7 separate regions of the Homo sapiens genome follow, and all the other regions are linked to region 1. Evidence: chromatin loops called from intact Hi-C (ENCODE). Cell type or tissue: PC-9. All regions are shown on one strand. Links, peaks and the distances in the headings refer to the core of each region. The heading gives the core; the rest is flanking DNA. Region 1 has its middle 24 kb from the start of AKR1E2. Region 2 overlaps AKR1C1 (aldo-keto reductase family 1 member C1). Region 3 holds the start of AKR1C3 (aldo-keto reductase family 1 member C3). Region 4 has its middle 19 kb from the start of UCN3. Region 5 overlaps NET1 (neuroepithelial cell transforming 1). Region 6 has its middle 22 kb from the start of AKR1C1. Region 7 overlaps NET1 (neuroepithelial cell transforming 1).

Region 1 (4,542 bases), core at 372-4,371:
TATTTTCTGCTTGCAAACTGTCCTAACCTGCTTCAGCGTAAATTCATTAGACACCAGGTGGGGTGGCACAGTGGTGAAGGTCTGTCCCTGCAGCTGTCACAACTCAATCCCACTTAATCTAACTTAATTTCAGAGATTCTCTTCCTTTGGGTAGTCTCTAGCTAACGGTATTCTCCTTCCATTGATGGAGCTATTTCTGTCTTATTATTTTACAAGAATTAATCGCACCACAGTTTCTGTTGTTGCCCAGCATTTGTTCAGGGCCCTTTGTGCCTGCAGAATCTTCTTCACTAATGAGGGCCGTGATCTATCTTGACAAGAGAAGGAGCCTTTTTCATGCTCTTCAGCTCTTTGAGAATTTTCCACTTCCCCCTAGAGATGCTGATTTTTCTAGCCAAGAAATTGCTGTTTCCGTATCTCCTTCTGATTTAAATATACCGCCTCTGTTTAAAATCAGGGCTGGAAGTAAATTAAGCATATAATGGCTTGAACTCGTGTGACTCACCAATCCAGTCTCACAGTAATTGTTTTTCAATGATTTCCCAGGTGAAGTAATGCTGGTCACCATTGGAATAGAGTTTTGCAGGTTTAATGAGCTCTTCTGTTTCTTTCATCCAAATACTCGTCAATACTGCCAAGAAATGTTTGATTTTCCACTGGCGTCACATGGAACGGAGCTGTGTGTTCAAAGGGTCTGGCACTGTCACTGGGCCACATGCCAGTCCTGTGGGGTGGAATGTGTCCTATCTTCTCGGGAATCAACACCAAAAGTCTCACCCTCTTATTTACATAGTTTAAAAAGATTAATTCCAAGAGAAAGAGTACCTAGTTAACTGTTTCCCACATGGTATGTAATTAAAAGCCCAGCCTCTGAAGCCAGATTTCCCGAGTCAAATTCTACTTACATCACTTTACTAGCTGGGTATTTGCGGGTAATTTACTTAACTTCTCTATTCCTTGGTTATTTCATTTATAAAACAGAAATAATGGTAAATCCTACCTTTCTGTGAAGATTCAGTTAAAACCTGTAACATACTTATAGAATAGTACCTGGCACACAGAAAGCATCGAGTTAGTACTAGCTAATGTTAGGGAGGGATTGGTGTTGGAGCATGGATATAATTCTAAGTGGCAGAGGCGATACGTGACAGAAGTGCACATTAAAAATTGTAGTTTTCCTTGTTCTCCATGTGTTCAAAGTACCAGAAACCAGTTGGTGAAGACAGGCTTCCAGTCCAGCTCTAGCCTCCTAGTGAGGACTGCCAGGCTATGGAAACTGGGCCTAGAGTCACGCCCATTAGCCCTCTCTGCCCAGAGCAGAATCCAACCGGGAGTGACAATGACCACAGTATGGTGGATGTCACATCATCTAATGTTGCTAACCTAGGTCTGGATAGTTGATTTGCCCCAGTGTATGGATACGTAAAAGAATTCAGTCCTGTGAAAATATGCTGCATAACAAGAAAAAGGAACACAATGAAGACACAGGGTCTTGATCAATTTCATGATATAAAATGAAAATGTGCCCAAACCCAGCCAGAGCTGGTCGCATCACATGTCACTGTTCTGTGATCGCCTCCACATGCGTGCCTCTCCCATTTCAACTTGGGTGTTTAAGGGCAAGACCAAGTCTCCCTCATCTTTATAACTAAGGAATAACAATAAAGAAAGCTTGTTGGAGAGCTGGGGTTGAGCTTGAAGCATTGTTTTAGACACATAAAGTTTAAGGTGCATATTAGATGTCTGTGTGAAGAAAAGGAGAAATGGAAGAAAGAGAAAAGATGGAGAAATAAACGTGCTAAAATGCGAATTTTATCATTGATTAAAGTTGGGAACTAATAAATAGTGTCTAAATGCACAGTTCCAAGATTGTGCACATAGTCACCCTGCGGCACCCACAGTGAACTCATAGGAATGCCATGGGGGATTTCACCAAAGACATACAAATGGCCAATAAGCACATGAAAAGATGCTCAGATCATTAGGCAGTAAGGAATTGTAATGAAATCCACAATGAGACACCATTGAACACCCACTAAAACAGCTGTAACAACAACAGGGGCAGACCAAAACTAATGCTGGCGAGGGTGTGGAGAAACCGGAACCTCGCACATTGCTGATGCGACTGTAAGCCTGTGCACTTTGGGAAACAGTTGGCAGTTTCTCAAAACAATCAAACATAAACTGCCATCAGTCAGCGAGGCCCTGCCATCCTCCCCAAGGTCTCTTGCTCCTTGATGCCCATTTGATGCCCATCCACACCTCCCGAATCTGTTTCCAGCTTTTTAAGCCTTTGATTACCACTTATCCTTGGATTTTCCATTCAAATAAAATACGAAAGTGCCAATGAGGAGAAGCAGCTACTGAAACGAGTATCTGAGTATCTCCCAGTCTTAAAGTCAGGAGAGATGCCCACAATCATTTGACGCAGAGGGTCCCTTAAGGGCACACGTTTACACCTCCTCTGTGGACCTTGGTCTCCAGGCCCCAGAGTGGGGAAGAACTTACACAGAAGTCACATTCCCTAGAGAAAAGCAGGGAACCAAAGAAGGGGAGGGCTTGTCAGCTCCACTCAGAATGAACAGACAAGAGGGGCCGGGTTATCAATTACCATCTGAAAAGGGAACTGGGAAATACTGCTCAAGAACGAGGCTGCGTAACTTCTGTGAAACTTTTTAAGCTTTGCAGTTGCCCAGTGTTTGCCTATTTTTGCTATCCATTGTTTCCTTCCTCACTGTGATTGTACAAAGTTGAAGAGGTCTTAAAATCAAAGACAGTAAAAGGCTGCCATCTCCTGTTAAGAGCCGCAGATGCACTGGACCATTAAGTGCTTCCCAGCGCCACCTGGTGGCCAGCTTCACTCAGTTTTCATGCCGGCTGGAAGTAAATCCATGAAATGCAAATAACGTAGTGGATCCTCATTGGCCAGCTATCGTGAGACACCTGACGTATTACTGTTAACCAACTCACGCTACTGTGCAATGGAGCGCTGAGACTCATTCCTCCCAACTGCAACTGTGTCCTTGCTGACCAACCTCTCCTCATCAGCCATCCACCCCTGCCCTCCCCAGCCTCTGGTAACCACCATTCTACTCTCTACTTTTAAGGTCAATGAACAATGGTTTAAGTATAAGTGACAAGGAAAATTCACAAAATAGCAGTTAGATTTTTGACTCTGTGGGAGATAAAATACAAGTCACACACCTACACACGCATGTGTTCACAAGAGTGCTACATGCAGATGACTGTGTCACCTGCTGCATGGCACTATGCCACTGAATCCTAACACCTCTAGGTAGACAGTGACAAAGAGTTTAAAGGTTTAAAAGGTTAAGTAATTTGCACAAAGTCACACAGCTAATGAATGATAAGGAGTCACGAACATGGAAAAATTAAAGGTCCATGGTGGTGGACAGGGCCTGATCGTAGGAAGGTCAAGAGACTCTCCCATTTCCTCAGTCCTTTGTAAACAGTCTTCTGATTAAACTCTCCCTGGAAATTTGGTCAAACCATGACACCCCACCCTCAATCCTACCCCCACTAGGGCGAGGCTCCCATGAAGCTCTTGCACCAGTCATGTCTTTTCGTTTTGGTGACACCCGCAGCAAAGTCCTCTCTTGAGGCCAAGCTAGAAGGTTTCTACACATCCCTGCACATCTGGAAGGCTGGGCAGGGAGGTGGATGAGAAACTGAGGAATGAGGCAATGGCAATGATACTGGTCGCAGTAACAATGCATTCTTCCTAGAACATAACTTGGGCCAGATGCTGTCTCCACAACCGGGAGGTGCTGCAATTCCTCCACTGAGTGGACAAGGACACTGAAGGCTGGGAGGTGAGGCAGTCTGCTCAGGATCACAGAGCTAGAAAAGCACAACTTTTATCTGCAGAACCCACACCTCTGACTCAGCTGGCCTGCTTGTGATAGAGTGAAAATGGGAAGTGATGTGGAGGGGAACTGTCCCCAAACAGTCCCCTTCAGCCACTGGGCAACACCTCCATATCTTCCCTGAACCTGATGCAGAGGGAGGAGGAAATGAGAGGCTTGTTTGGAGGCTGATGTGGGGGACACAAGAAGCGGGAAGAGACCATGGAGTAGACATCAATTTCTTTCTGGCTTAACTCATTTTGAATAGGAGCCAAGGGCCTGTGAGTTGAGAAGTTATATCCCTGGAGATCCGGTATGAATCCCAGGGCACAGGAGCTAGGCCAGATTCACTGAGCAGACAGCAAAGACAGGGATCATGGCGTCTGGACCACAGGAAGTCCATTAACCCACACCCTCTACCAACGCCTGGGCGTGAACACCATGCTCTGCAGGGCCTCCTTCTGATACATGAATCTAAACAGGCTGAATGAGCAGATGTGAGAAAGTGAGCTGTATTTCATCTCCGCTATGGGGGTTCCCCAGGTATAATCTGACTTATCAGAAGACCGTATTAAAAACTAGTATTTAGGAATTAACCAGCTACTTGGGGGGCTGAGGCAGGAGGATCACTTAAGCCCAGGAGGCGGAGGTTGCAGTGAGCTGAGATCACTTGACT
Region 2 (4,542 bases), core at 360-4,359, 130 kb before region 1:
CCTGGTAGCTTAACACAAAGATACACTTTTAGGAGCTTCATACCCCCCCTTTCCCCATTGCCTGAGAAACCACTTTCCCTGGGCAACTTAGGGCAAGCTCAAATCCCACTGCTACCACCACAGCTGGTGCTCTTTTGCAAGTGCCACCTCCTAGCTGGAGACCAACCAGCACAGTCCACACAGCACCTCAAGGAATACATAGAACTGTTCCCAGGAAGGAGAAAATGCCTGCATGAGCTCAGCTATTACCACTGCGTATCACATCCTGGCCAATCAGAGGTCTTGAGTCGGTCCGCATGACAAGTTCACCGCTCACATAACCAGTGTTCAAGAAAGCCAGCACACTGAGCCTACCTACATCCAAGGCATCTCCGAGTCTACGTTGCTCCCCGCTACCTCAATCAGAGCTGGTGCTGGTGTCCACTGCTGGGAGACTTGACGACAGGTCACATCACTGGATCCTTTGCAAACAAATCCAGCACCAGCCTGGAGTCTGGGAGCCCACTGGGCGGCTAGGCCCAGAAGAGCAGTAGCAATCACTGTAGTCCAGCTCTCTCGAAGTCCCATTTTGAGGGTAGGGAAAAGAGTACCACATAAGGGAACACCAGTGGGACAGAAAAACCTGAATGGCAGCCCTTGAATCCCAGGTCTTTCCACTGTTGGGAAATTTCTTGCAGCAGACAAACAACTGCAGAGCTGGGTGCAGTAGGAAAAGCCTGCCCCTCTGCCCCAACAGGCAGGCAGCTTCTGTGACTGAGAAAGGTCCTGGAGAAGCAGTCCTTGTTCCCCGCTGGTGCACCACTGTAGACACAGCTGGGGCTTATCCCACAGGAGCGCAGAGTGGATGCACCTATAGAGAGCCTTCCTGGAACAATTCATGATGATTGCACCCCCACAGGAGAAGCACTCTCCAGGTGAATGCCATCAGCCTCCTCTCCTTTCTTGGTCCTGGCCAAGAGCTACAATGAGCAGCGTATCAGAGAGAACGTGCAGGTGAGGAGCGGGGCTGTGGGCCTCAGGGCTCCTGCATAGTGTCCTTCAAACATGTGCTTCTTGTAAGGTTCTGAGGACACCCTTGGGCCATCTCCTTTTCCCTGGCATATTCTATGCACAAATGCTTTGTGTTCATCATAAGGGTTTTCCACTTTACCACAGGAAAGACAGCATGGGTGGAGAGAATTAGGATGGGACCCAAACAAGAGATTTGGGTTTCAGCATTGAGTTGACAATTTACCTTGTATCCCTCTGCCAGGGACATCTCCTTTTCTTCATTTTCATAAACAAGGAGTTTAATTAGGTGTTCTTTAGTCTCCAAATCATTGTGAATTTCTTTCTTTTCCATATATACTCACATAGTATATACTTCTTATATTTATTCTCTTAGAGTTTTATCTTTGTGAAGCGCTTGTTAACTCTCTGACTCTTTTATTGGGTTGTTTGTCCTGTTTTTATGCATAGGAGATCATGATTATACTAATACTTTGGGATATAAAGCAAACCCTCTTAACATACAGGCTTTAATACGAAGCCATTTATTTAACTCATATTCCATGTTTAGAAAATTGGCCTGGGCTCCGCCTGAATGTTGCCCAGTCCTTCTGTTCCTGGCTGCGCTCTCATGTGTGTGCAGGGCAGTGAGGCAGCTCTGCTTCAGGATGTCCATGGGGCATCTGTCTGGGTGCCTCCATCTCCTCCGTGCAGTTCTTCATCCTCCAGCCATCCAGCCCAGGCTTCACCTCAGCACAAGTCTCCCAGCAGTGGATACCAGCACCAGCTCTGATTGAGGTGGCAGGGGAGTGACGTAGACTCTGAGACTCCCTGGCTGTAGATAGGCTTAGTGTGCTGGCTTTCTTGAATGCTGGTTATGCGAGCGGTGAACTTGTCATGCGGACCGACTCAAGACCTCTGACTGGTCAGGGTGTGGTACGCAGTGGTAACAGCTGAGCTCATGCAGGCATTTTCTCCTTCCTGGGAACAGTTCTATTTATTCTTCCTTGAGGTGCTGTGTGGACTGTGCTGGTTGGTCTCCAGCTAGGAGGTGGCACTTGCAAAAGAGCACCAGCTGTGGTGGTAGCAGTGGGATTTGAGCTTGCCCTAAGTTGCCCAGGGAAAGTGGTTTCTCAGGCAATGGGGGAAGAGGGGCTATGAAGCTCCTAAAAGTGTATCTTTGTGTTAAGCTACCAGGATGGGTGGATGGGTACCACCAGTGGGTCCAGGGTTAGGTGGGTCTGCACTCTAACTGTCCTTGGATAAGGCAGGCTGCAGCCCCTGTGAGCGCCAAGGGGTGGTTCTCAGGCTGCTGGGGTAATGTTCCAGAGGAGAGTTTAATTGCCTCTGCTGCACAGAAGAGTTCAAAAAAGGGAGTGGGAAGTAGTGGGCCGCTTACAGCTTGCAGTGAGTTCTCAGACAATTGTAGCTGGGCTGTCCAGGGAGGGGGGTGGGGCGCAGCTCTTCTAAGAAGGTCCCCCCAGCATCCCTCCGCCAAGTACTTATTGAAGGGGCTTGTTAAGCCACAAACATCCACTAGATGGCTTTATGAGGTCAGGTCGTGAGACACCTGTGGCCTTGTAAAAGCACTCAAACCGCATTCTCAGGAGACCGTTTTCAGCATTCCTTATCACAGCACACACACCACTCCCTGTCCTGTTTTCAAGGTCAAGGAGTTTCATTCTCAGCACAAATAACATACACACACTGCCTCAGTATTTTTCCATGCCCCGACCTCAAATGCCTGTACGTAATGTTGAATAGCTTGCCGTGCGCCCCCCACAGTGAGCCTCACCCAGCACCTATGCAGTTGGCAAGGCTATTTTCATTCCTTTCATTCATGCAGTGCTCTGCTAACAGTGCCAGGTTTACATCCAGGCAGTCTGCGCACAGAACTCTGACCAGCCTCAGATCATCAGCTTACACGCTGAGATAATAACCATGGCTTTCAGGCCACATCCCTCCCGGTCTGCCCACAAGGCTGGACACCCAGCTTCTGTGCTCATATCTGCCATGCACTTCCAGCTCTCCCCTGTGGATTCTGCTCAAGGCACTTGTCCGCACAGGATCAAAGCCTTCTCTTGTGGCCTGAATTTCCAGATCCCCAGTGGGGATGTATGCTCTGGAGTGAACTCTCTCCCCTCAGAATCTGGGGATGTGATGGTTTTTTCTTATTTCATGGAGTAGGATTGTGCCTGAGACTTCTTCAGAGTGTATGTGAAATTTTTTCATATATCTGTTAAGTCTCTGCATTGGTTCTTGAAAAGAAATTCACAATGTAAATCTCTACACACTAATCTCCAAGTGGGAGAGGCATGCTCACACTGCCTCCCATCTGCCATCTGGTACTTTTCTCCATTTTCTTAGTTCTTGATGAGATCTCATAGTTGACATCTGTTACCTTTTGCTGCCCCTGTACTTGTTTTGTCATTTTGTGATATCTCTGATTTCTTTGAGTAGTTTTTAAAATTATTTCTTGTAGAGATCTTTCCCCTCCCTGGCTAACTATATTACAACATATGATGTTCATTTACTATTCTAACAATCCTAGGGTCCTTAAGATTTAATCTATATCTACTCTGTAAGTGTTCTATAAATAAAGCAAGAAAGCCTAGATATTTAAGCCACATCTCCTTAAATAATGGTTTACTGAATATTTTAAGCCCACTGTTAAGACTTACTGCTCAGCAAAAGAAAAAGTTCTTTGAAATTAGAACTGCCTATCGACAAGGTACCTAATCAACCAAGAACTCTCTTACAGAGGTTGAAAGAGATTACTGTTCTTTCCATGCCTGCTAACACAACATGCATTCTGTTTCCCATGGATCATAGAGTAATTTTGATGTTCTTGTTTTATGGTTCAGGAAATACATTTCATAAGTCTACAGCTACCATGGTGACTTGTCTGAAGAACCTGGGAAAAGAAAATTGAAAATCTTCTGAAAAAGATTTACTATTCTAGATGCCATTAAAAACATTCATGATTCGTGACAGGAGGGCAAAACATTTACTTGAACAGGAGTTTGAAAGAAGTGAATTCAACCCTCCTGGATGACTTGGAGGAATGCAAGATTTCAGTGGAGAAAGTAATTGCAGATGTGGTGGAAATAGCAAGACAACTAGAATTCAAATTGGAGCTTGCAAGTTACTGAATGCTTGCAATCTCATGATGTAATTTTAACAAAGGAGAAGTGTTTCTTATGGATGAGCAAGAAAAGTGGTTTGGTGAAATGGATTTCATTTCTTAGGAAACCGTTGTAAACACTGTTGGAAAGGCAGCGAAGGATTCAGAATATTACAGAAGCATAGTTGATAAGGCCATGACAGTGTTTGAGAGAATTCTCTCTAATGCTATCATGTCCCCACCATGACACAGTTGCCTAACAAAGCCATTCTCAGAAGATAGCCCAGGCATTATGCAACACATGACTGTCATTGGTGACAGGGAAGGAGTCACTTGTGCCATTTTCAATGTTTTCCTACCAGGTTTATAGCTTTCTATCCTTTATATCCACTGTTACCATTTTGTGAGGTGGCGTGATTTTTTTTTAATGA
Region 3 (4,542 bases), core at 197-4,196, 240 kb before region 1:
AAGTGGACCAAAGCTGCAGAGGTTAAAGAATGGAGGTGATTTTGAATGAATGCTTGAGCAAATCTTATTACTTTGTGCCATCTAGTATTTAGATATTTTCCTACTGCTTCAAAATTTATGACCACTGGCAAACATATTCTCTTCCTTCTCATGATTCCTTTGGCTCTGACCTATCCTTATAAACTTTATTATACGTTGGATGTATAGTTTGTACATCTACTGAATGATAGGAGTAAATTCTTAAAATGTAAAGATTAGTATTAAGTAATAACTATGATGTTACCTGAATTATCTTCAGTAGAGTTTACAACTCATTTTAACAGTCTAATTCTTCTATCCATTCAACCCAATGCTTAAGAATAGCTATTTATGTTGCTTAGAAACTAAAGCAACATAAAAGGGGGGTAAAACAAGTTTTGAACATGCTCACTATGCTGGACACAATTTAGGACAATTTAAGTGTCTATTATTTAATACTCCCAGAGCTTTCTTATATTGCTTTCTATCTCACTGATAAAGATAGCAATTGAGAGAATAATAAGAAATCTTAGAAAATCACCCAGGCGATAAGAAAAACCATAACATGATTATTGTTCTCTGTGATTCTATAGCACATGTCAAATCACACTGATCTCAGCTGAAGCTCAAAAAAGTAAAGGGACTTTCAGGTCATAAATTGGAACACAGCCAAAATGAAAAGTGATCATCATTCCTTGATTTTGATTTCAGTTTTAGTATGTGAGTATGTGTGAATAAATTTGAACCCAGAAGCAAAATTCACCCACAACTACTCATCCAGTCATAGAATTGTCATCTCCACACAATCACAATAAATACATGTGCACACAAGCTCATCATAGACACAGTACCTTTGAAGTGTAGAATATGTCTTCTCTCTTCACACTGCCATCTGCAATCTTGCTTCGGATGGCCAGTCCAACCTGCTCCTCATTATTGTATAAATGAGCAGAATCTATATGGCGGAACCCAGCTTCTATTGCTAATTTTGTGACCTCCAAAGCTTTACTTCTCGGAACCTGGAGGAGCAACCAAAGGTAGTATCTGGTGATCACTGTGGCTGAGAGGTAGTTCAGGCACAAGCATTGACTTTTATACAAGAATCAGCTTTTCCTCCTGTCTGTATGTGGGGTGAAAAGTCCATCTCAGTTTGCCTGAGTCTTTCCTGGTTAGTAATAAAGGTTGAGCATCCCAGAAACACCTTCAGTCTCAGGCAATCTCTGGTTGATCACTGTTATGGAGGTACCAAATAACACCCTCAGATTCAGTGATTTGTTGGAAAAGTTAACATGACTGAAATAGTCCTAATTATTTTTAATATAGTGATATTATACATGGTAAAAATCACATGGAGTATAGAAGGGAAACGGTGCAAGCTCATATGAGTTCTCTCCCAGTGATATTACACAGAATGCTCACTCAGACTTCCTCCAACATCGTATTTGGGAAATGCTGTCTACAAGAGATGTTCTTTGGTGTCTCAGTTCTTGAGATTTTGACTGGATGCTAGTTACATCGACCCAACTAGGGTTCACTTGGGAAATAAAGCATCTGTGAATAGTAGTCTATTAAGTCTTTTCTGCATAGTCATTCTGGCTACACAACAGAACTGAACACTAGGGGTAAAGATGTATACTCTGAGGATATCGATTTGTACATTAAAAATTCACTGAAATCTGTTAAGAATTTACTAAGGTACAGTTCTGCCATAAAAAATAAGGCTATCTCTTTCAGGAAAGACAGAATTCCAGTGAAATTTAAAATTACTGACTTATTGACCAAATTTGGATAAAGATTTGAAAGGTATTTTTTAATGACAAAAATATAAATAAACTGTTTTCATTTTTACATGTATTTAAAGAAGCTTTCTTGTTTCGTTGAAATTACAAGGAACTAGATAACGGTCTCCCCGCCATCTCCTGAGAACAGTCTTTTTTTTTTTTTTTAAATCTTTTTTGAGAGCAGTCTTTAAGTGTGCCAACACTCAAAGGTTTACCAAGGCTGGAGCTTCAGTTGTGTCGTTATTTTCATTTCCTGCCCATGCCAATTTATATTAAAAATTAAACCACTTTTGTCACTGGTCTAGAAAATGTATCCTTGTAGATCATCACAACTTATCGATAAAGTGAGAGACTCAAATTTCAATAATTAGTTCCTATTCACACACTTAGTAGCCTGAGGACAGTCTTGGAATACAAGTTCTATCTAGAAAATGAGGTCTCCATTTTGTTCATTTTTGTGTCAGAAGACCACTCCTACCACTTTGATACAAATATGATGCATACAAAAAAGGACTAAGAATTTAGACTTTCCTTTGTTAGGTTCTAGATTTTACTTAAAATGAGGTGGTATTTTTTTCTTTCAGGAAGTTCTTTTTAAAAGTGAAATAGTACAGTGGAAACTCTAGTCCAGGTCCGGTAATACTGGGTGGCACTCACTGCCGCCCATCAGAACAGTGATACTCTGCCGACAGTTTTGTGCACACCATATCCAGTAATTTTTGCTATAAGTATTTCTCTGGATCGTATGTTCTTGGAAGATGGAAAGATTTCTTCAGTTGTAGAAACAGAGAAATCACTCCTATTGCAATTAATCTCCACCAGAGGGAGATGACCAACAGTGTTCTTCAATACTGAGTTTTACATATTCTGCCAAGCTGGGAACTAGACATGAACAGAAGAAAGAAACAGTGCACAAACGAAAAATAAGCAGTACGTGACCATAGGAATGGACCTCAATGCAGAACAAGGATTGCCTACTTTTTTCTCCTAGCCTAGGAAACCTAGACCAGTGAGTCATCCAGAGTAAGGTAGGAACACGAACCTTACAACCCAATACGGGTTTCACTTCTACTAGGTTTATTCTTTTGAAATCCGAAAACTAAAAGGAATTATTCTTACCTCTGGAGGTGCATAGGTGCCAAATCCCAATACAGGCATGAAGTGGCCATCATTTAGCTTTACACACTGGTGTTTGGAATCCATTCCCTGTCACTTGTCTGACTAGCAAATGTTTGCTGCTGCTTCTCCTCAGAGATTACAAAAACAATGGGCAGGAAACCCCTCCCCCCACCCCTGCAAACTGACTGATGGTTAACCAATGGCATGTAGGAGGAGGTACATAGGCAGTCTTATATGGTCTGTGGAGAAAATTGCATTCAGTTCATTTGTTTCTTATCAAAGAGAATTCCTAAGTAAATTATTATAATATATGGTTATAATAAACTCATTAATTTCTATCTAAAGTATTATTTTCTATTCTAAATCTCTATATTAAATTATTCAAAAGGATTTGTAGAACAAATAGCAACCATATGTTAGACTATAAAAACCTCCAGCTACAAATATCTTTTTTCGTTTCTGCCGTGATAATGCCCCTTCTTTATACTGCATCATTTGAAATAATTAACCATCTTACGTCTTTCTCTCACATACACATAATTTAAAGGAATGACTAATGAGAATTTTTCAAATAGTTGGTCCTCAATAAAAAATTAAAGTTAAAACTGTAAAAATATTTGCCTTTTTACATTTTCAATCAGAAAATTTATTTTGATTTTTCTTTCTTTGCGTTGTAAGAGAAATATTCATTTCTGAAGAAGATGCAGTCCTGATAAAGCTGTAATCCTGATGAGGGTGCAAATAAAAAGAAATTCTGGTGTAGTTTTTATTGGAGTGTTAATTATTAACAGTTTTTGGAGTTTGGACATCATTTAATATATGCAAGCAGTGCCTTAATAGTATTTGTTCTTCAACCAGGTTTATTACAGACTATCAAGAAGTAACTAGCCAAAAAACTGATAACCATTTTATATAATCTGTCATCTTGTTAAACATTATTTGTAAGGAAAAACTGGAAATTAATTACATATAAATGGATGAATAATTCTCATGTGGGATAGTTTTCACTTGTTCCTTCCTTTGGAGGGCAGATTAGAACATGATGAATGTAGTTTGCACAATACATTATCAACATCTTGGAGTTGTCAGAACTTGCAATGCCCTGATTTCGTTCTATTTACTTTTCCTCAAATAATAACCAAAAAGTAAGTTGAGAAATAAGTTAATTATTATACATTGATACAATATAATATAAAATCATTGAAAGCTTTTACAGAGTGATTTCAGCAATATGGTGGATCAAAAGGCCCCTACTTGTCTCATGGACGCGTCAAGAAGTGATCTGAAATTGACTAAAATAAACTTATTTATTTATGGGGGTGCTGAGTAGAAATGTAGTATGATGCCAAGGGCAAGAGATTAGGGGAAGAGACGTGCAATAGTCCGTCTAACCCATTGAGGGGAAGCTGGGGTGTGAATTTTTGAAATAGTAAGCTATTCAAAAGCCAGTAGGTATTTGGGGGAACTACTAATGGGCACACACAGTCCAGGCAGATACAAGTTCAGAAAATTGCTGACAAGGCCTTAGGGTTTTATGTTGGGCTTATGCTAAGACTAAGAACATACCAAGCATATTAGTTGATAATCGTCATGACACAGAACAAATCTATATAGAGTTAGAAAA
Region 4 (4,542 bases), core at 345-4,344, 530 kb before region 1:
CTACTCTCCGACTGAACCTTCTGAAGCACAGCTTGGATTACCCTGCTCCTTCGCTCAAAGCTTTAATGATTCCCCATCGCCTGAACCTAAGGCCCAAACTCCTGTGTGTGGCACGCAGAGACTGTCCCAGCAAGCTCTGACTCAAACTTCTCTTCCATTCTTCACTGTCATTGTGTGCGTTCCATTCCAACCAGACTTGCCCCCGTTTCCCAGCATATCCTTTTTCCTCCATGATCATGTGATGTGTGGGGGCCACGGCCATTGGTCCCCTCAAGGTTTGCTGGAAAATCACTGGCATGAGGCAGATTGATTAACAGGAGAAAATGCAAACAAATTTGTTTAATGTGTATATACGGGAGCCTTCAGGATGAAGACTCAACTGTTACCGGAAAGGGGTCCTGATCCAGACCTCAAGAGAAGGTTCTTGGATCTCGCATAAAAAACAATTCAGGGTAAGTCCACAGGGCAAAGCAAAAGCAAGTTTATTAAGAAAGTAAAGTGGTGAAAGAGCGGCTACTCCATAGACAGAGGAGGATGGTCCCGAAAGTAAGAGGAGGAACCTGTCTACCCTAGGTATAATACTTGTTTATATATAATATTAAATCATCATGGGAGATATGCTCTGCTACAAGGATTTGTGATAAAGGATTAATTTTCTAATTACTATATTTTGCAAAAATTGATATTATTATCATTAAAGGAAAATTAGGAATGCTTCTGTTCTCAAGATATCGGGATATCAGGACACTCCTAAGTCTGCCTCTATTTAGTAAACATTAATTATCTGTTTCCTTGACCATAAACATCTAGAGACTACGAATATCTAACTTTCTGGGAATGCAGCCCAGCAAGTCCCAGCCTCATTTTCTAGCCCTCACTCAAGATGGAGTCGCTCTGGTTTGAACACCTCTGACACAACTTTCCAAAGAGGTACAGGAACTTATGTCCTATCTTGAGGCCACAGTAAAGAGGGCAGACTCGGAGCAGGGCCAGAAACAGGTTATGTTGGTCAATGAAGTTGAGTGGCAAGACTGTTGATGAGAGGGAGAGAGGAAGAGGCTTGGCTAGCACAGGTGGCCTTGTTATGTAGATGAAGTCTCCCTCAGAGAGAATAGATAGTAAATGCTTCTTTTAGACTTTCAAGGGTCAGAATCCCAACCTCTCCTGGATCTGGGTAAGATAAAGGAAGTGGGGTGGGGTTATGGCTGCATTCATAGAGATCCTCTACAGATGCAAAATTTCCCCCCAAAAGCCCCAACTTTGCAAGGCCACTTCCATTTGCTGGCCTAGTGGCAGTCATTTTAAAAAAAAATGTTAAATGGCTGGATGCAGTGTTTCACACCTGTAATCCCAGCACTTTGGGAGGCCGAGGCGGGTGGATCATGAGGTCAGGAGTTCAAGACCAGCCTGGCCAAGATGGTGAGACCCCTCCGTCTCTACTAAAAATACAAAAAAATTAGCCGGGCATGGTAGTGGGCATCTGTAATCCCAGCGACTTGGGAGGCTGAGGCAGGATAATTGCTTGAACCCAGGAGACGGAGGTTGCAGTGAGCCAAGGTCATGCCACTGCACTCCAGCCTAGGCGACAGAGCAAGACTCCGTTTCAAAAAAAAAAAAAAAAGTTAAATATTTTGGGGTAAAATATTTTAATTTCCTGCAGATGTAATTCCTACTTTAGAGCCCAGTTCTATTGTTACCTGCTCCATGAAACTTCCAGAATCTTCCTCCTTGTGTCCTCTCTGAGCTCCCAGAGCACCTGTCTGCTCCACCCCAGGGTTTATGGACAGTGGAGACACACCATGAAATGTCTCACTGCATTGAAAATTTGTAGTAAGTACTCACTGATGAAAAAAATGTTTAATGTGTATGTCCTACGTAGTGCCTTACATTTTTATTAGGCTTTTACTAAGTATTTAACATTTATTGGCCAGGTGCAGTGGCTCATGCCTATAATCCCAGCATTTTGGGAGGCCAAGGAGAGAGGATCACTTGATCCCAGGAATTCGAGACCAGCCTGGGCAACATAGTGAGACCCTGTCTCTGCTTAAAAAAAAAAAAAAAATTAGCCAGGCGTGGCATGCAACTTTGGTCCCAACTATTTGGGAGGATGAGGTGGGAGGACCACACGAGCCCAGGATGTTGAGGCTGCAGTGAGCCGTGATTGCACCACTGTGCTACAGCCTGAGCAACAAAACAAGACTGTCTCAAAGAAATAAAGTAAAATAAAATAAAATTTATTCTTCAACGTACATGTGTTGTTTCTCTGTTCAGCCACTGGAGGGCACTAGTGAAGTCCTTAAATAACTGATCCACTGTTGAGATGAGTTTTTCATGCTCTAGAGGTTGTGTGTGTGTGTGTGTGTGTGTGTGTGTGTGTGTGTGTGTGTGTGTGTGTGTGTGTACATGAGTACTGACGCATCGAGAAAAATACTATTTATAGATTTTCTTTTGTTTTTAAAAGTTAATAATCTACTAAAGATAATAACCACAGTCTTTCTTAAGGTTTTGCATTCAGCTTGTGAATCTTATTATTCATAAGCCTAGAAAATTTGTATAATCACTTTTAAAGGGAATACACATGAATTTTGGGTCTCTTTTACAGTCTTAGATAAATGCTCTTAAATATTTTAGGTTGCCTATAAATTTAATATATTCTATTTTCTTTTGAGGGTTTTGACAAACTTTCCCAAGTACTGTAAATAATTCTTTAAAAATCTAATAAATTAAACTATACCTATGGTAATTAAGTACTCTTCACTGTTCTAAAGCTGTCTACAAGTGATTAAGATTTGTACTTAAGATCACAAGTGTAAATTTATTGACAACATTTACACTTCTAAAATTGGAATTACATGGCTGACTACGATTGTATTAGGCCAAACACTCTTAAATATTATAAACGCTGTATTTGAAATGCCAAGTTGGCACAGCTTCCTTATCACAGCAGCTTCAGTACATCCTTATTTAATGGATTCACTTACAATTATTTATTGAGCACCCATCACGTGCTCGTCACAGTTCCAGACATGGGGGACACAGCATTGAACAAAACAGAAGAAACCCCAGTCCTCATGGAGTTTATGTTGTAGTGAAAGACAATAAACACTATAAGGTAGTAAATTATACCACAGGTTAAAAGATGGCAGGTGCTCTTGGGGAAAAGTAGAGGACACTAAGAGGGAATGGATTGCAGCTTCAAAAAAGTGGGCATTGTAGCCTCCAAAGAAAGCAGCTTTGACAAGGACTTCAAGGGAGTGACAAGGGAGGCAGCAGATATTTGAGGAGAGAACATTACTAGTAAGAGGAACTATTAGAGGAGTTCAAACCAGACCGACTCCATCCTGAGTGAGCGCTAGGAAAATGAGGCTGGGACTTGCTGGGCTGACTCCCAGAAAGTTGGGTATTCCTGGCCTCAAGATGTTTATGGTTAAGGGAACAGATTGATAACATTTACTAAACAGACTCAGACTTGGGAGTGTCCTGATGTCCTGATATCTTGAGAACAGAAGCATGCCTAAGTTTGCTTTAAATATAATAATATTGATTCTTGCAAAAAATAGTAATTAAGAAAATTAATCCTTTATCACAAACCCTTGTAGCAGGGGACATCCCCCCAATCTTCTTTTGTCCTATATATAAACTAGCATTGTACCTAGGGGGGACAGGTTCCTCCTCTTACTTTCGGGACCATCCTACTCTGTCTATGGAGTAGTTGCTCTTTCAATTCCTTTGCTTTGGCCCTTGGACTTGCCCTGGGTTCTTTTCTGCATGAGATCCAAGAACTCTCTATTGGGGTCTGAATCAGGATCCCTTTCTGGTAACAGAACCAGCAATGAAGATTTAGAAGGGGGAGCCACGGAGGGAGAAGGAAAGCAGTGGAGTGTCCTGGAAGCCCAGTTGGAAAAAAGTCTATCCAGGAGGAGGTCATGGTCGTGGTCCCATGTGTTACAGGATACTCCTAAGTCATGTGAGTGAGGGCTGGGGCTTGGGTGCTGGATTTAGGCTGACCTTGAAGAGAGGGTTCAGTGGAATGATAGGGATGCAAGCCGGATTAATGGGGGTTGAATGGAGAGAGAAAGAAGAGAGTATAGAGAAATTGTCAGAGCGTTGCTGTAAAAGAAGGCAGAGTAACGTGCTACTCTCTGGAAGAGGCGATAAGTCAAGAGTTGTTGGCTGGGTGCGGTGGCTCACACCTGTCATCCCAGCACTTTGGGAGGTGGATGCGTGAAGATTGCTTGAGCCCAGGAGTTTGAGACCAGCCTGAGCAACATAGTGGGACCCTGTCTCCATTTTTATTTTTTAAAAAGTATTGTTTCTAGCATTGGAGAAAGAAAAATGGGTTTGCTTGCTAGTGTGAATGATGCAGAGGGGGAGGTGGCATCAAAGATGTGGGAGGAAGACAGAAAGGTTGTTGGATCCATGTCTTAAGTGGGTGAGAGGGGATGGGAACTTAGAGTGTGACACAGAGGTTGTCCCTACACAGATGCACGGACAATTCAACTAACTCAATAGGAAGGAAGGCAGAGTGTGTGAGTACAGGTG
Region 5 (4,542 bases), core at 340-4,339, 600 kb before region 1:
ATTAGGAATTGTTGCTCAAACACAAAAATCCAAGTTAATTTTGCCATCGGCATCAATTTGCTGTTCTTTTGGGAAAACATGTACACTGAGTGCCAGCATACCTCCTGCCGTCTGATCTCCCTGGTGGTGAGAGACTCCTTCATGGTGATGTCCAGCATCTCTGACCACAGTGCACTGCTCCTTCTCTTGGCGGGTGTTGGGACTGTTGACCTGCTAGAAAACTTCTGGGCAGAGGCTGGGGATCTGTGGTCACCACGAAGGGTAAATGACTTAAAAAAGAAAAGGTGAACAAAAGAGAAAATAAGATTTGGAAGAAATAGAATTATTCCCATTTTCTTTTTTTTTAAAGTGAAGAAAGACAAAGTTCTGAGAATTTCTCAATGCAGAAAACAATAATTTATCCAAGTTTCCACCTACCAATCTTAAATATTTATCAGCTAAAATTACATTTTTGGGAATAAAAACTAGCCAAGACTATGCATTATAAGATGCAAATTAATATAAGATGCAAATTAATATAATGAGGCTACACATTGTTCTGGAACAATATTCCTTACTAGCATATTCCAAAAAGAAAACTATGTTTAAATATAATAATGCAAACTTGTTTGTACAGCTCAAAGACAACTACAAATTCCAGGCTTCTATAAAGTCCGCTGACTACATTACTCTTCCTCCTCTCTTTTTACCTGTATTGTTTGACCAAAACGTCTGACAGCTCCATTTCTTACAGGAGAGATTAAATTTGCCAAGGACGTGACACGAGCCAGAGGTCGAACTCTTTTATTGCTTGGCTCCTATAAAAACAAACCAGATGACACTAAATATATGTCTAGGTGCAATGATTTCATACAAACTTGGACAAAGTAAAGCCCTCTCACAAAACAATTTTTGTACATTATAAAATACAGAAACATGAAAGTAAGAGTTGTTCTTCATTGTCAAAACAATAAGAACTCTATTGAGTAGCAGTAACTTTTCAAAAAATAAGTGTGTAAGAAAGGCCAGTCAAATATTTCCAATAGGGGAAAAAATTAAAATTCAAACAAGGAAATTACATCCTAAAATCTAATGAACTTTTCAGTTTAATGCAGGGAATAACTTTTTTTTTTTTTAAAAAAAAGCCTTATTGTTATGAAAATTTTCGAACATACATGAAAGTGGAGAATGGCATAATGGATCCCATGTGTCTATCGAGGGGCCTCCACAGTGTCTGGTATAACAATTTGTTTCATTTTTGTCCCTACTTAAATGTTTTAAAGCAAATCTCAGACATTGTATCATTTCATTCTTAACTACTTCCGTTAGAAAATACAACCTTTCAATCAACATGTCTGACACTGGAATGGGCTGAAAAATATTGAAGCCAAGGCAGGGAGGAGTTAAAAGAGCACCCAGGCTCTGAAATCTGACTGGGCACAAATCCCGGCTCTACCACTTGCTAGGGCACACCCTTGGCATCAGTTTTCTCATCTATAAAATGGGGCTAAAAGTAGCACTTCTCTTATGAAGTTGTTGTGAAGATTAAATGAATAATATGGCTTGAAACAGTGCCTGGCACATACTCAGTTTGAGCTATTACTAACAGATTTTAGGAATATTTCCATTTACTACATAAACACTGGGATTCATAGATAAATTAGATCCTCTCTCAAACAGTAATTTATTAACTTAAAGGAAAGATATATACAAATCGAGAAGAAATAGTTATGATTCTACATGTTATTGCTTTTAAATAATAATATAGCAAACACATCACTTATTCAAGGATTTTGAAACTTTACAAAAATTGCATTATTCTAATTTTATCGCTAGAAAAATGGAGGCATACCAGTAGGTGACTCACACAGTTACTGAAATGAAGAATGCCAGATCATAAAACTAGCAGGTCTATTCTTTATGTCTATGGAGCATAACTATTTGTATTTTGTGCTTCTGACAATTGTGGCATACTTGACAAAATAATTTTGATGAGAATCCAGGAGGATATATAATTTAAAATTATATTAAAATTATCACTGAAAAATAAGACATCATTTAAAAATAACAGAAGAAGCAACTTTTTCTAAAAATTCTTTGACATGACTAAAGTAATATAAAAAGGAAGGGGTGTAGAAAATGAGTAAAAATAATGCCTTTAAACAACTGAAGACTATATTGACCATTTTTGGTTTGGGTAAAAAAAAATTTTTTTTAATTAATTATTTAAGAATAAACTGATAGGAAAAGTTAACATTATTTGGAAAGAAATGTAAATAATTTGAATATCCAAAGAAACAATTAGACTCATTAAAGCTCCTAAATGTATACATATGTATCAGAAAGGAATGTGAACTATTAAGGAAACTTGGTAGATAATGAAAGAATTTGGAAATCTGAAGGCTTTAAGAGGCAGAGTTGTAGATCAACCCCTCATACCAAATAATCAACTCCAAAGTAAAACTTTGAATATAAACTAACTGCAAAAGAAACCTTCGCGATATGTAATAAGATGGCACACGCTGTGCTTCTGAGGACATGTGTGGATGCCTCCCCCACGTACATCTGTGCTGACTGACTGACACACGCGTGTGCAGGGGCCAGCACAGGCATTCCTTTCCATTTAGTAAAGACAGCACAAAGAGTCTCCTGTTGGACTGAAGATAGAATTACCTCACAGAGTAAGAAATGCCGACATTTCACTGGAACAAAGCAGTTGTCAGAAAGTTCTGTTCCGCTTTTTGGGAACAGAGGTTAACTCCTCTTCCTTGTTTCATGCATAACAAATTTGACTTCCCAGAAAATATAATATTTAATTTCAACTTAAAAGGTCTTTGGAAAGGTGCTTTTCCCAGTGAATATGAAAGGAAAATTTTGTTAGCAGGAAATAAATTTTTGATATCTATTTTATCACATAAAATCAAATTAATGATAAAAATTTATTATCTTTATAGGACCAGTTACTGTACAACTACTAACTTCCTGGTAACTCAAAATTATGTGATATTTTAAAACTACAGAATTTAGATTTAGATAAGTGAATGTAAATATATCTAAAGCATACTTCTGAAACGAACACGGGTTTTGTTGATGTGGTCTCTTTAGGGTGGCAGCATATTATGCCAAGTGGTATTTGGTGGTTAAATATGTTCCACAGTCCTTTAAAAATCCAACTATAATCCCACTTCTCCACAAAGGAAATGCTGCTTTTCAGAGTTTATCAAATCTAGGATGTCTTGGGAAGTATGATGCTTACTCAGGAAATACAGGTTGGGAGAGGGAGAGAAAGGAGGAGGGCACTTTGCACTTTTTCACATGCTTTTGGGGATGATGGTGGATAACTTTCCTGCCTCACTCAAAGGACATACATGAAGAATGTTTGGCAAATACAAAACAAACTTTTAGTATATATATTTTAAAAGTATGAACAATTTTAATGACTAAAATAACGAAAAGTGTGATTATGAAATGTAAAGGTATAATGCTGCTACTAATTTCAGGATACATATACTATTTGAAAACAGACTCATACATGAAACTTCTGTGGAAAAGTGACATGGTTTAGGCATTCACAGGCCACCTAAAAGATTGGGACAAAAATTTGTGTCTTTCGGAATACACGTCAGAAATTGGCCCATGTGAGCCGAAACCAAAAGTAGTTTTCTTTAGAGGTCCACATGAACTATCTTAATAATCTTGATTTGACTATTAAGAACCTAAATATTTGCAGTCACAAAACAGATTCCTAATACAATATTTAGATAGGCCAGACACAGCATTTGGAGGTGATGAAGGGGGAGTGGAACAGGCGCTTTCTATCTCACCACCACCAAATGGAAGGCACCCATAGTTCCACTGCTAGGATTGTTTATTTTTTACTTTGGAGTCCTGGAAACACGTTATGGCAAATTCAAGAAGCTTAAAGAACAGATACGAATACTGGAACCTTACTCTCCTCAAAAAAAAAAAAAAAAATCCAAAAATCCATGGGAATAAACAAAAAAATGCCAACAAGCTTTACATGCTCAATGAATTTTCTGCTGCAGGGAACCTTTCACCAGGGCTAAAGTTCACTTGGAGGGAAAAAAAGTCCAACACTCTCTAACATAAGTTTATGTTGTCAATTTAGGTTAATTTTTAATCAGACTAGGTTAGCCAGGCAGTCACATACATTATTATAGGCAATCTGTCCACAGATCAGGGTATTAATTAATGTTAGTAATCCACTTGTAGTTAGATTTTATGCCTTAAAAATTTCTCGACATCTATAAACAGAAAATTGTTGAGAATAAGTTAAAGTATTTTTCAGGTTATGCCTTACAGCTAACTGCAACGACATGGAAAAATCCTGTTGAGAAGTCAGCATTCTGTAGAAAGGCTTTTTCTTCTAATGATGCCAGTTAGAGAACATATTTTAGGAGGGTCTCTTCTATAACCAATCATATCAAGACACTGAATAAAAAAAATAGTATGCACCTGGGTCTATTCCTTTGGGTTATAATAGTTAAATAATCTTCTCTTAAAATCTTTAGCAAAACTTTAAAATCAAAAGAAAATAAAAGT
Region 6 (4,542 bases), core at 303-4,302, 91 kb before region 1:
CTTGCTGCTGCCACCCTCATCTCTGGGTGCTTTCTCTTAGTAATTTTTCTCCTCTGACCTCACCGTGCTCTATGGTTATAAATCCCCTCTTGTCTTAGTTGGACTCAAAGTTGAGCTTCAAGGGAACCAAAACATTTTACACTAAAATACATTTATTTGACACATTTCAAGACAGCTATTCAGAAAAGCAGGAAATATTAGAAGGGACAAAAAGCTGTCTTTAGTGGGAAATACTTGCATCTGTAGAGAAAATTTGCATTGTTACAGCTGGGCTTTCTCTGAGAATCTCCCTTGGATAGAAGAAAGATTAACTGAGAATCTGATACCTTTAAAGGTCTAAAGAAAAACATTTCTCAGCTGTTCTCTCTGAGGGCTGCTTCCTGGGAGATTTCATCTAAATAATGAAACCTCTTTTGCTAGCCAGGCTTGTTCTTCTCTCCATCCCATAACCTGTGTTGCCACTGTAAAAAATTTTGCCAAGATTTAAGTGCAATGGTGCAATCACAATGCCCTGCAGCCTTGACCTCCTGGGTTCAAGCAATCCTTCTACTTCAGCCTCCCAAGTAGCTGAGACTACAGACAGGTGCCACTACACCCAGCTAATTTTTAAAATTTTTTCTTTTTAGCAGAGATGAGTTCTCAAGGTGTTTTCCAGATTGGTCTGAGCTGAAGAGATCCTCCTGGCTCAGCCTCCCAAAGTGCTGGAATTACTGGTATGAGCCACCATGCCTGGCCATCTGGCTGTTTTTCCTGCATTCTGCCTGTAATTATTTTTTAGGGTCTTTTTCCACATGTCTCATGTTCAGAGTCTCTAAGGCACATGGTGTAGCTGAGCTGATTCACCCCTGTCCTGTATAGAGCACCATGTGGGGGAAAGTTCCTGGTCTGCTATGCCATCGCCCAGCCAAAGGAGGGCTGCCTTTCTCTGGTTTCACATTCCTGTTTTAAACAGTCATGCCCAGAATTACTTGGCTACATTGCGACCTTAATACAAAATCTAGTTTGTGAAGTCATAGAGTTTGCTTTTCATAAAACTAAAATCTCTTTGTGTTTGTCTCACATCCCATTAGGGTCCCTCTTTTAGCACCTCGCTAAGATTATTAAAATTAATTAAAATATTTTGATGAACTAGAATGTCTGCAGAAACCTCTAGCCGTTTGCAGAAACCTCTAGTCATTTTGCTGGTTCAACAGGATAACCTTTTTTCCACTAAGGAACATTAGTGTTTGTTTAGTCGTGAGGTTAATATTCCCCATTTTTCCACCTCCCCTCTCCCAGCCCAAAATGTACTAGGCTGAGTGTTAAGGACCAAAGACTAATCACTTGGCCAAAGGGTTCCTTGTATCCCCACAAGTCCTAGGTATTTTTCTCTCATTGAGAGAAGAGGGTGTGTACTGATGCCTGGACATGGGATTTTATACCTTCTTGGCATCCAAGGTTGAAAAATCAATATACAGAGAAGGTATAGAAAATTCCCTAAAAAATGATGGGTAATGCCAAGACTATGGGTTTTTCTTTCCTCCTGTTACTTGTAACAACGATATTCTAGTGTGAAACTTGAGTTCTGCATTTCTCAATTTTTCTTGACTCTCAAACTAGCTAAACACTTCATTCTTCATTCTTAAGAGATTGGCACCAAATCACTTTGTCCTGTTTGGGAAATGCAGTGTTTCTCCTTTGGGTGCATTTTTGAAGACCAAGGCAAAAAACATTAAAGTTCATTTTTATTGTCTGTGTGGGCAAAACATTTGATTTTACTGAACATGCTCCATAGTTACATGGCAGGATGTTTTGACTGGCATAAAAACTAACCAAACTTCTAAATGTGAAGTAGGTCACCGGAAGAGTACAGGACTCTTTGTGAGTTGTTTTTCTCTCCAGTCCAGTATTTTCCTAAACATGTTTCCTAAATAACATAGGGATTTCATTTGGAATAAGCAAGTCATTTAAATTTATTCATAGGTATAGGAGGGTCCAGAAATGTTAAAAGCACAAGTGGTTTCAACTGTATGCCTTTGCTTTATGCGATAGTAGAGTAAGTTGAAAATGTTTTCTACTGAAGCAAGTGACTGTTTCCCTATGATTAAATAAGAGCAGCTTCAGATGGCTGGTTTGCACTGAAGGGTGGAGCAGGCCCATTTGCTTTCACGTGTCAGAAAAGTCTGCTCTACCCCACCCCTCAATAAGGCACTCACATCCACCAGGCGTGATCCTCTAAAAGTGATTCCATAGTGTTATCTCCAACCTCCTTCTCTGGAAAATCTTGCTGACTCACAGTGACTAGGGGACTTCTATGGCATTCTAGACCTGCCAGTCACAAGCCTGGATCATTGTACCTGTTCTGAGTTGCACCGGTCTTTTACTTTAGTGCCAGGTGGTTGGAAAGTGGCCCATGAAATAGAGCTGCTCATTTTTAAATTATCCCTTTTGTTGAAGCTTTTGTTCAGGAGGCAGGAGTGGGGCCACCGGCTGTGGACCTCATGGTACACTCTTGTTTTTAAGACGTGTTATACAGGGCGAAGGAAAGCAAAATGTGCCACTCAAAATGTACTTTTTTGGCATATTTTATGTGGCTATTCAGAGGGGTCACAATTCAGAGAGGCTGCTGACACACAAATAGACCTGAAAAGCTTTCTTCTCTCGCAGAGATTTGTAAGTGCTGAGGAAATGTACATTAGTGAAGTGAACAGAGGGTAAAAGCCTTTCTCTGAGGACCCCTTTATATGCCTTATTGGATCAAGGAAAGATTAACTTCCAGGAAAAACAGACTAAGATCCTGACACTTTAAAGGTCTGACTGAGAAGCTTCTCCACAGGCCGCCACCTACCTTCTTGAGGTCAGCTTGGCGAGCCCCTGAGAGGCTCACATCTATGTGGGGACAGCCTTGGCTCACCATGTGTGCCTCTTCCACTCCCCCATTACCTGAGACTCCACCTCCCCCAGAGACCCCAAGCCCCTGTTCTCTCTGTAGCCTCAGGATGTGATGAAACCCTCTGTCATCAGGACCACCCTGGAGTCTCTTATTGGCAGGAATCTGATGTCCATGTACATATATACAAATTTGCTGTCTTTTTATATTAACCTTTCACTTGTCAGTTTGTTTTATACACTCTAATTATCAAAACTTCAGAAGAGAGAGGGAAGAAAATGCCCTTTTGTGCCTACATGGGTATCTGCATTTCCCATGCAAAGCAGAAAAGGTGAAGGAAAGTAATAAAACCCAGTCCCAGAAGTAGCAAACATGGCCCTGACAATGGCAATGAAGGAATAGTGCATGGCCTAAGATTGGTCTCCCCACGACTGAGGACCATCAGGGCCAAGTCTCTTGTCTTTCCTTCCTCCCTTCCCTTCACCCCCAACTGCACACAGCCGGACACAGGACACAGTTTGGTAAGAGCATCTGATTAGGGAGGGTAACTGGGAAACTGTACATGAGAATGTGCATGAGTGAGGGTGAATATGTTAAGAATTGAGGGGAGGAAAACCTATCCTTCTGCAAGTCTATTTACCTATCTACTACGTTTTTATATGTTAAGACTTCTGAGAGCCTGCTGTTGGGTGTGTAGTGCGATCCTCTGGAAGGAAGTTGAGGAAGACGCTGTCTGTGCCTCACTTTCTCCTTGGGCTTATGGCAGCTTTCCAGTGGAAACCTGACAGGACAAGCCTCTGTACAAGATCCCCGTGTTTGTGCTCATTGTACAGTAACTGATCAACACACAGAAATAGCGGCTGTTGAGCAGAGAAGGGATTTAATACTTGAAGGCAAACAAATGAGGAGATAGGAGGAAACTTCGAATTCACTGCCCTGAGGAGTTTTAGACAGGGGTTTCAAGGGAATTTTGGCAGGCAGGGGGCTGAGGAGCAGGGCGGGGTGCTGACTGGCCAGGGTGTGGACTATGAAAGCCTAAGGATGTGGTAACTGCATTGTGGGGCTGAGTCAGTTCCTCGGAGGGGGCTGTAGATTGGATGGCATCTGTAGAACTGTTATAATGCATGATGCAGAAAATATCTCGAGTGGAAAACGTGAGATTTCCTACTGTTTGAGATGTTATCTATGAGGTTAGGACCTTGTGATAGGGACTACATGATTCCAAAGTGTAAGAAGTTACATGGAAGTGGGCTACAGGGCAAGCTGGTTAATGTGTAACTATGCTTTCTTTCAGAGTTCGTGCTTTTGCTAAAAAACCTAGACATTTGCTTTCATTAATATGATGAAGATGTTGTCACCTCCTCCAGTGAACACACTCATTCTGAGGGACAGCTGGGTTGCAATGGCTATCAACTTGTCACAATGCTTGCATTGATGGAAAGCTTTCCTTCATCTGAATGAAAACATTCCTCCATAGTAAGCACTAGGTCATGAGAGTCTCTGGGAAACACTCAGGGTACACAAGAAATGTGTTTTGTTGTTAAAAACAAAATCCTTTACTTTGCTCAAGGGAAGGCTGCTGATCTCAGCACATATTTCAGCCTGGGCATCACCCAGCAGTTTCTCAGAACTTACATGAAGGGATCCAACTAAGCATAATTCTGAATATTGTT
Region 7 (4,542 bases), core at 176-4,175, 580 kb before region 1:
ATTAAGTCACAAAAATATGCTCAGTATACTCATGCCAGTGTTATTTCACATTAACAAAGTCAACAGTCACTTTTGACTCTTCCTATCAAAATAAAAAGGAAAGATTGTAGTTGCTAACATACACAGCTGAGAAACACATTTGGAAAACTAATACTGTGTTCTTTTAAAAATGAATAATTGTATATATAATACAGAAGTAAGTCAGCCTAGTAAGACAAGGCTGAAATTTTACCTAGAGAAAAATTTGATAAACAATCACAGCTTCAAGACAAAATAGCTAATGATCCATAACATGAAAATTCAATTGACATCAGAATTAAATTCTTCATATAAGATATCCAAAGTCCAAATACGTAATACAATGATCATGTTATATGCTTATGTAAGTCCAAGGTCTTATGTCATTCATTTGACCTGTATTATTAATATTTCATTCATTAATTCAATATTTACGGAGTATCTATTTTATCTATCTATCTATCTATCTGTCTGTCTGTCTATCTATCTATCTATCTATCTATCTATCTATCTATCTATCTATCTATCTATCTATCTCAGGCACGGAGGCATATAAAGTAGAATGGCTCCTAGCAACAGGCATCAAATAATTGTACTAACAGATTATGTTTAGCTTATTACATAAAAACTGTTGTATTTAGATGTAAGTCCAAGCAAAAATCAGGGGGAGGGAGGAATAACTTTAAGAATGTCACATTCTAGTTTTTAACTCTAGCTATACATGAGAATCACCTGGTATCTTTAAAAAATAAAAAGAAAAATCAAATGTTCCTAGGTCCCAATGTCACTTATCCTCATTTCCTCCCCTATTCCTCCATTCATATATGGAATTGGTCTGGAATAGGTCCCGTAGCACACTTCTCCTGCTACACAAGCCACCCTCAGGTGACTCTGATCTGCAGCCAGGGTTGAGTATCTCTGTTTTAGCCAATCATTATTTTCAAAGTATAAATACAGCTTAATGCTACTGGGATCATCAGAACTTCAAGCCTTTTGTTTGATTCACTATTTGTACTGAGCAGGCTTTTCTATAGCTCTGAAAAAGTAAAAGTTAACTCTGTAGAAAACTCACAGCAATGCAAATAAATTTTGTAGGTAGAGATGCAGATGAGGATATTAATATTTTATATATAATTTGGTAATCTCAGTCCACCATTCTTTCCTTCAGTGACTAGTGTATGTCAGTGTTTCCTAGTCCTTTGATCAGCTTTTCTATAATGTTGGTTAACTCATTAATAAGTTAATTCTTTGACAGGTCTTTACTTTTAAAGAAAAAAAAAAACAGAGCAACTAGCATAACCAAAAAAAAAAAAAAAGAAAACCCACAAATAAAATCCACAACAAAGAGAAAGATTCCCCTTAAACCTCAAAATATGAGCAGAGTGACAAACCAGACAGTTATGAGGCCCACAAAGTATCAGCATTTGTGTATGATGAGGCAGAGGGAAGGCACGGGGTTTTTCTGATGGCCCTGGGAACAGGAGAATCCCTTCAACCTCCCCTGAAGCCTCAATGGCATACTAGTCTCAGAATAGCAGCCTCATCTGGGAAAGGCTCTGAAGGATCTTGTTCTCAGGCTGAGAACAAGAACAATGCCATGCAAATAGGTGTTAGAGCAGTCTGGGCCATGTAAACTCTTGAAACTGATACTTCTTTTAGAAAAACTCCTAGGAGTAGACTCCAGACTGAGAAGAACAGGGCAACAGAAGCAAAGACAAGAAAAGTTCCAGATAAAAGAGAAAGGGAGCAGAAAAGATCTCAGAAAGGATGAAACCATACTTTGAAAAATCACCTTGTGAACACAACACAAGAGGGAGCTCTAGAGTTATGAAGCTGAAAAGGCTATCCTGGCCTATTCCTCTCACCATACAGGAAACTTACTGCACTGAAAAATGAGCGACAGAAGTATTAAGAATTCCACTTAAAACTATTATAAGGAAACACAGACTGGAGTAGAATCATGTCTCTACAGCGTGAAGTAAATTAAGAAAATTACAGAAGCTCTGAAGAAACATAAGACTCAGAAATTAGGTGACTGGAGAAGGAATTGAAATGAGAGGTGATAGAACTAAGAATTAAAAATAAAAAAAATTATTTCAGAATGAAAAGTACAATGCTTAATGCATTAGGGAAAAAAGGAGGATGGCTTTAAAAATAAAAAGATAAAAAGTTTTGAGAAAAAGTAATAAATAGAAAAGATTTTAAAAGATGAAGATCCAAGATAATATAAAGGGTACAGAGGGGAAACAAAATACAATAAATACCAAAAGGTATAATTCAAGAAAAAAAAAGTTCCTAAAACAAAAGATGACCTGAAACTACACATTTATTATGACTTTGAAAAGACATAGTTTATGCCAGAACACAATGGAGTAAAATATTAAATATACTCAATGAAAGAAAAGGTGAGCCATGGGTTTCATATCCGTCCAAATGAACCTTCAAGTATAAAGGTTGCAAACAAACTGAAAAGAACATGCAACATGCAAGTACTTGGGGAATACCATGAACACTGCCTGAGAATCTACTCAACTCCAGGGCAGGGGTCAGCAAACTTTTTCTGTGAAGGGCCAGAGAGTCAATACTTTTGGCTTTACAGGTCCTATGGTTCCTGTCACAACTGCTCAGCCCAGATACTGCAGTGTTTACGAAGGCAGCTATAAACAAAACATAGAGAGATCAGTCACATATGGCTTGTGGGTCATGGTTGCTGACCCCTGTACTAGAGAATGAGCTTCAGAAACCAAAACAAACAAACAAAAAAACTAGAAAGGACTCAACATGAGGACTGGTGCTGAGAATTAAATATATATTTACCAGTAGAACTAAGACTACCTGATGGTTATCAGGGTCTACAGTATAGCTCGTAATGGCTAAAAGCTCTGACAAACTATTTTTAAAAATGGGAGGAAAGTGGTGAATGTACATGAAAAGTAAAATAAGCTCACTTACTGCCTTAAATGCATTAACTACAAGTCAAGCAATAGTATTTCAAATCAGAAGAGAAAGAGGGTAGGGAGAAGTGCTAGTTAACTAAATGCTCATAGGAATTAACCCATTTATAGTAGCCCAAAAGGTATTACATAAGGTATCAGTATAAAGAACCATTAGAACAAAAACACAAACCTACCTAAATATCAAAAGATATACCAAAGCAAAGAGCAAACATACAAACAAAACATTAAGAAAGACAGTAGGCTACATACAGTTCATCCAAGAAAGTGGAATACTATATATATATAGTTGCTTATATATTTTAAAAGTGGAAGGATAAACCATAAAATTAAAAAAAAAAAAGATTTCATCTGAAAGAGTGAGTAGGGTAGAAGAGTCAGGAATATGAACAAGAATCCTCTGTAGAATGACTTCAAAATTCTACATAATTCTGTCACACAATTATAAGATAAATTTAAAAAGCAGTAATTCTTAAACAATAAAATTTTTTTTAAAAACCAAATGAGCTGTTGGTGTAATTACACACAGAAGTGAGTGTAATAATTTAAAAACACAGTAATTTGACTGTACATCCCTACTATGTTATAACCTATAGGTTTAAACAAAGCTGAAAAATGCAAGAAAACATAAAACGTTTTCAGTAATCAATAATAATGCAAGCTGTTGTCTTTGAACTGTAGTATAAATCAAATGCATAATTAAATCAATGTCTCTGGACTTTTGGTGAAGTTGAAGGAACTCTACATAGTAAGACTGATAAGATTAAGTTAAATCCCTTTATCTTTGAATCTGAAATTTCAATATAAATTCATATTTTGTTTTGTTTTTCTAAAATTATATTTATCTCCTAGCTCTATTCATTAAAAAGTCCTATCAACAATGACCAATCCAGTAGAAGGGAGTATTCCCAATGCCCAGATTTTAGCCTCTACCATTTCCCAAAGCAACCAGACTCCTTTTAGAAATGACTGATTCCAGGCATAGAGCAAAAAAATAGGACCTGCAATAATTTGTCATCCTAGAAGACAAGGAGGCTATTAAGCCACTAGATGTGAGATAAAGGTCATGTCAAAAGGACACAGGAACCATCCTGAAACAGCATCCAACAGCCAAAGACAGATATGTGAGGCATCAGTAAGAATAACTGAAATGAGGCCAGGCGTGGTGGCTCATGCCTGTAATCCCAGCACTTTGGGAGGCCGAGGTAGGAGCACTGCTTGAGACTAGGAATTTGAGGCCTTCCTGGCCAACATAGTGAGACCCTGTCTTTTCTACAAAACAAAATTTAAAAAAAACTGAATCCATGTAAAACAAGTATTTATATGCATGAGTTCATAATACTAAGGAGAAAAAAAAATCATTACTTACTTTCAGAGAATGCTAATGAATAGAATTCGTTATTGTTGAAAACTGACAAAGGAAAAGAATCAAGCACTTGTTCTGCTTTTATTATAAATCAGAACTTCAGAGTAATCAAATGGCCGACAAGGTGAATTTTCTCTTTACAGATGTATTCCAGTTAATAAACAGAGGTCTGATAAAGACATGTCATCACTTTGCAACCACCAA

What was found. Hi-C counts contacts between places; a loop is a spot of excess contacts. Peaks named below come from ENCODE experiments on the same cell type or tissue, not always from the same donor. Only the 100,000 strongest peaks of a DNase experiment are listed, where the experiment ranks them.
Region 2: a loop joins it to region 1, with 20 times the contacts of the local background. A loop is called at or near these places in 46 of 110 quality-filtered maps.
Region 3: a loop joins it to region 1, with 24 times the contacts of the local background. A loop is called at or near these places in 89 of 110 quality-filtered maps.
Region 4: a loop joins it to region 1, with 13 times the contacts of the local background. A loop is called at or near these places in 68 of 110 quality-filtered maps.
Region 5: it touches region 1 in a loop (3-fold over the local background); 60 of 110 quality-filtered maps call a loop at or near these places.
Region 6: a loop joins it to region 1, with 7 times the contacts of the local background. A loop is called at or near these places in 19 of 110 quality-filtered maps.
Region 7: a loop joins it to region 1, with 26 times the contacts of the local background. A loop is called at or near these places in 63 of 110 quality-filtered maps.

The regions. Positions count from the first base shown.
Region 1 is chr10:4,848,133-4,852,674 of GRCh38, reverse strand. It overlaps a transcript of AKR1E2 not described here. Among named protein-coding and RNA genes, the nearest start is that of AKR1E2, 24 kb to the right of the region's middle. RefSeq lists an enhancer at 2,684-2,978. In PC-9, for the core only: a CTCF peak has its summit at 2,839 (motif pointing left); a DNase peak (open chromatin) is centred at 2,854; H3K27ac peaks cover 2,023 bases.
Region 2 is chr10:4,980,258-4,984,799 of GRCh38, reverse strand. AKR1C1 (aldo-keto reductase family 1 member C1) reads right to left here. Exons shown (of 9, transcript NM_001353.6): 9 at 1,517-4,542. Among named protein-coding and RNA genes, the nearest start is that of AKR1C1, 19 kb to the right of the region's middle. In PC-9, for the core only: a CTCF peak has its summit at 2,512 (motif pointing right); a DNase peak (open chromatin) is centred at 2,609; H3K27ac peaks cover 2,467 bases.
Region 3 is chr10:5,092,905-5,097,446 of GRCh38, reverse strand. AKR1C3 (aldo-keto reductase family 1 member C3) reads right to left here and starts at 3,033. Exons shown (of 9, transcript NM_003739.6): 1 at 2,919-3,033; 2 at 870-1,037; 3 at 1-13. The coding sequence starts at 3,002. It overlaps LOC124900291 (U8 small nucleolar RNA), which reads left to right and starts at 3,904; the gene lies at 3,904-4,039. RefSeq lists an enhancer at 2,896-3,190. In PC-9, for the core only: CTCF peaks have their summits at 2,406 and 2,612 (motif pointing right); DNase peaks (open chromatin) are centred at 2,686 and 3,076; H3K4me3 peaks cover 3,731 bases; H3K27ac peaks cover 3,872 bases.
Region 4 is chr10:5,381,942-5,386,483 of GRCh38, reverse strand. No RefSeq gene overlaps it. Among named protein-coding and RNA genes, the nearest start is that of UCN3, 19 kb to the right of the region's middle. RefSeq lists an enhancer at 797-1,415. In PC-9, for the core only: CTCF peaks have their summits at 2,073 and 2,278 (motif pointing right); a DNase peak (open chromatin) is centred at 2,283.
Region 5 is chr10:5,448,085-5,452,626 of GRCh38, reverse strand. It overlaps NET1 (neuroepithelial cell transforming 1), which reads right to left. Exons shown (of 12, transcript NM_001047160.3): 4 at 690-797; 5 at 102-269. Among named protein-coding and RNA genes, the nearest start is that of NET1, 38 kb to the right of the region's middle. In PC-9, for the core only: a CTCF peak has its summit at 2,618; a DNase peak (open chromatin) is centred at 2,656; H3K4me3 peaks cover 3,145 bases; H3K27ac peaks cover 3,582 bases.
Region 6 is chr10:4,939,426-4,943,967 of GRCh38, reverse strand. No RefSeq gene overlaps it. Among named protein-coding and RNA genes, the nearest start is that of AKR1C1, 22 kb to the left of the region's middle. RefSeq lists a cis regulatory region at 1,939-2,510. In PC-9, for the core only: no CTCF peak of the experiment used is centred there; DNase peaks (open chromatin) are centred at 957, 2,257 and 3,997; H3K4me3 peaks cover 669 bases; H3K27ac peaks cover 4,000 bases.
Region 7 is chr10:5,431,488-5,436,029 of GRCh38, reverse strand. All of the region lies in intron 3 of NET1 (neuroepithelial cell transforming 1), which reads right to left. Among named protein-coding and RNA genes, the nearest start is that of NET1, 21 kb to the right of the region's middle. In PC-9, for the core only: CTCF peaks have their summits at 1,608 and 1,826 (motif pointing right); no DNase peak of the experiment used is centred there; H3K27ac peaks cover 1,664 bases.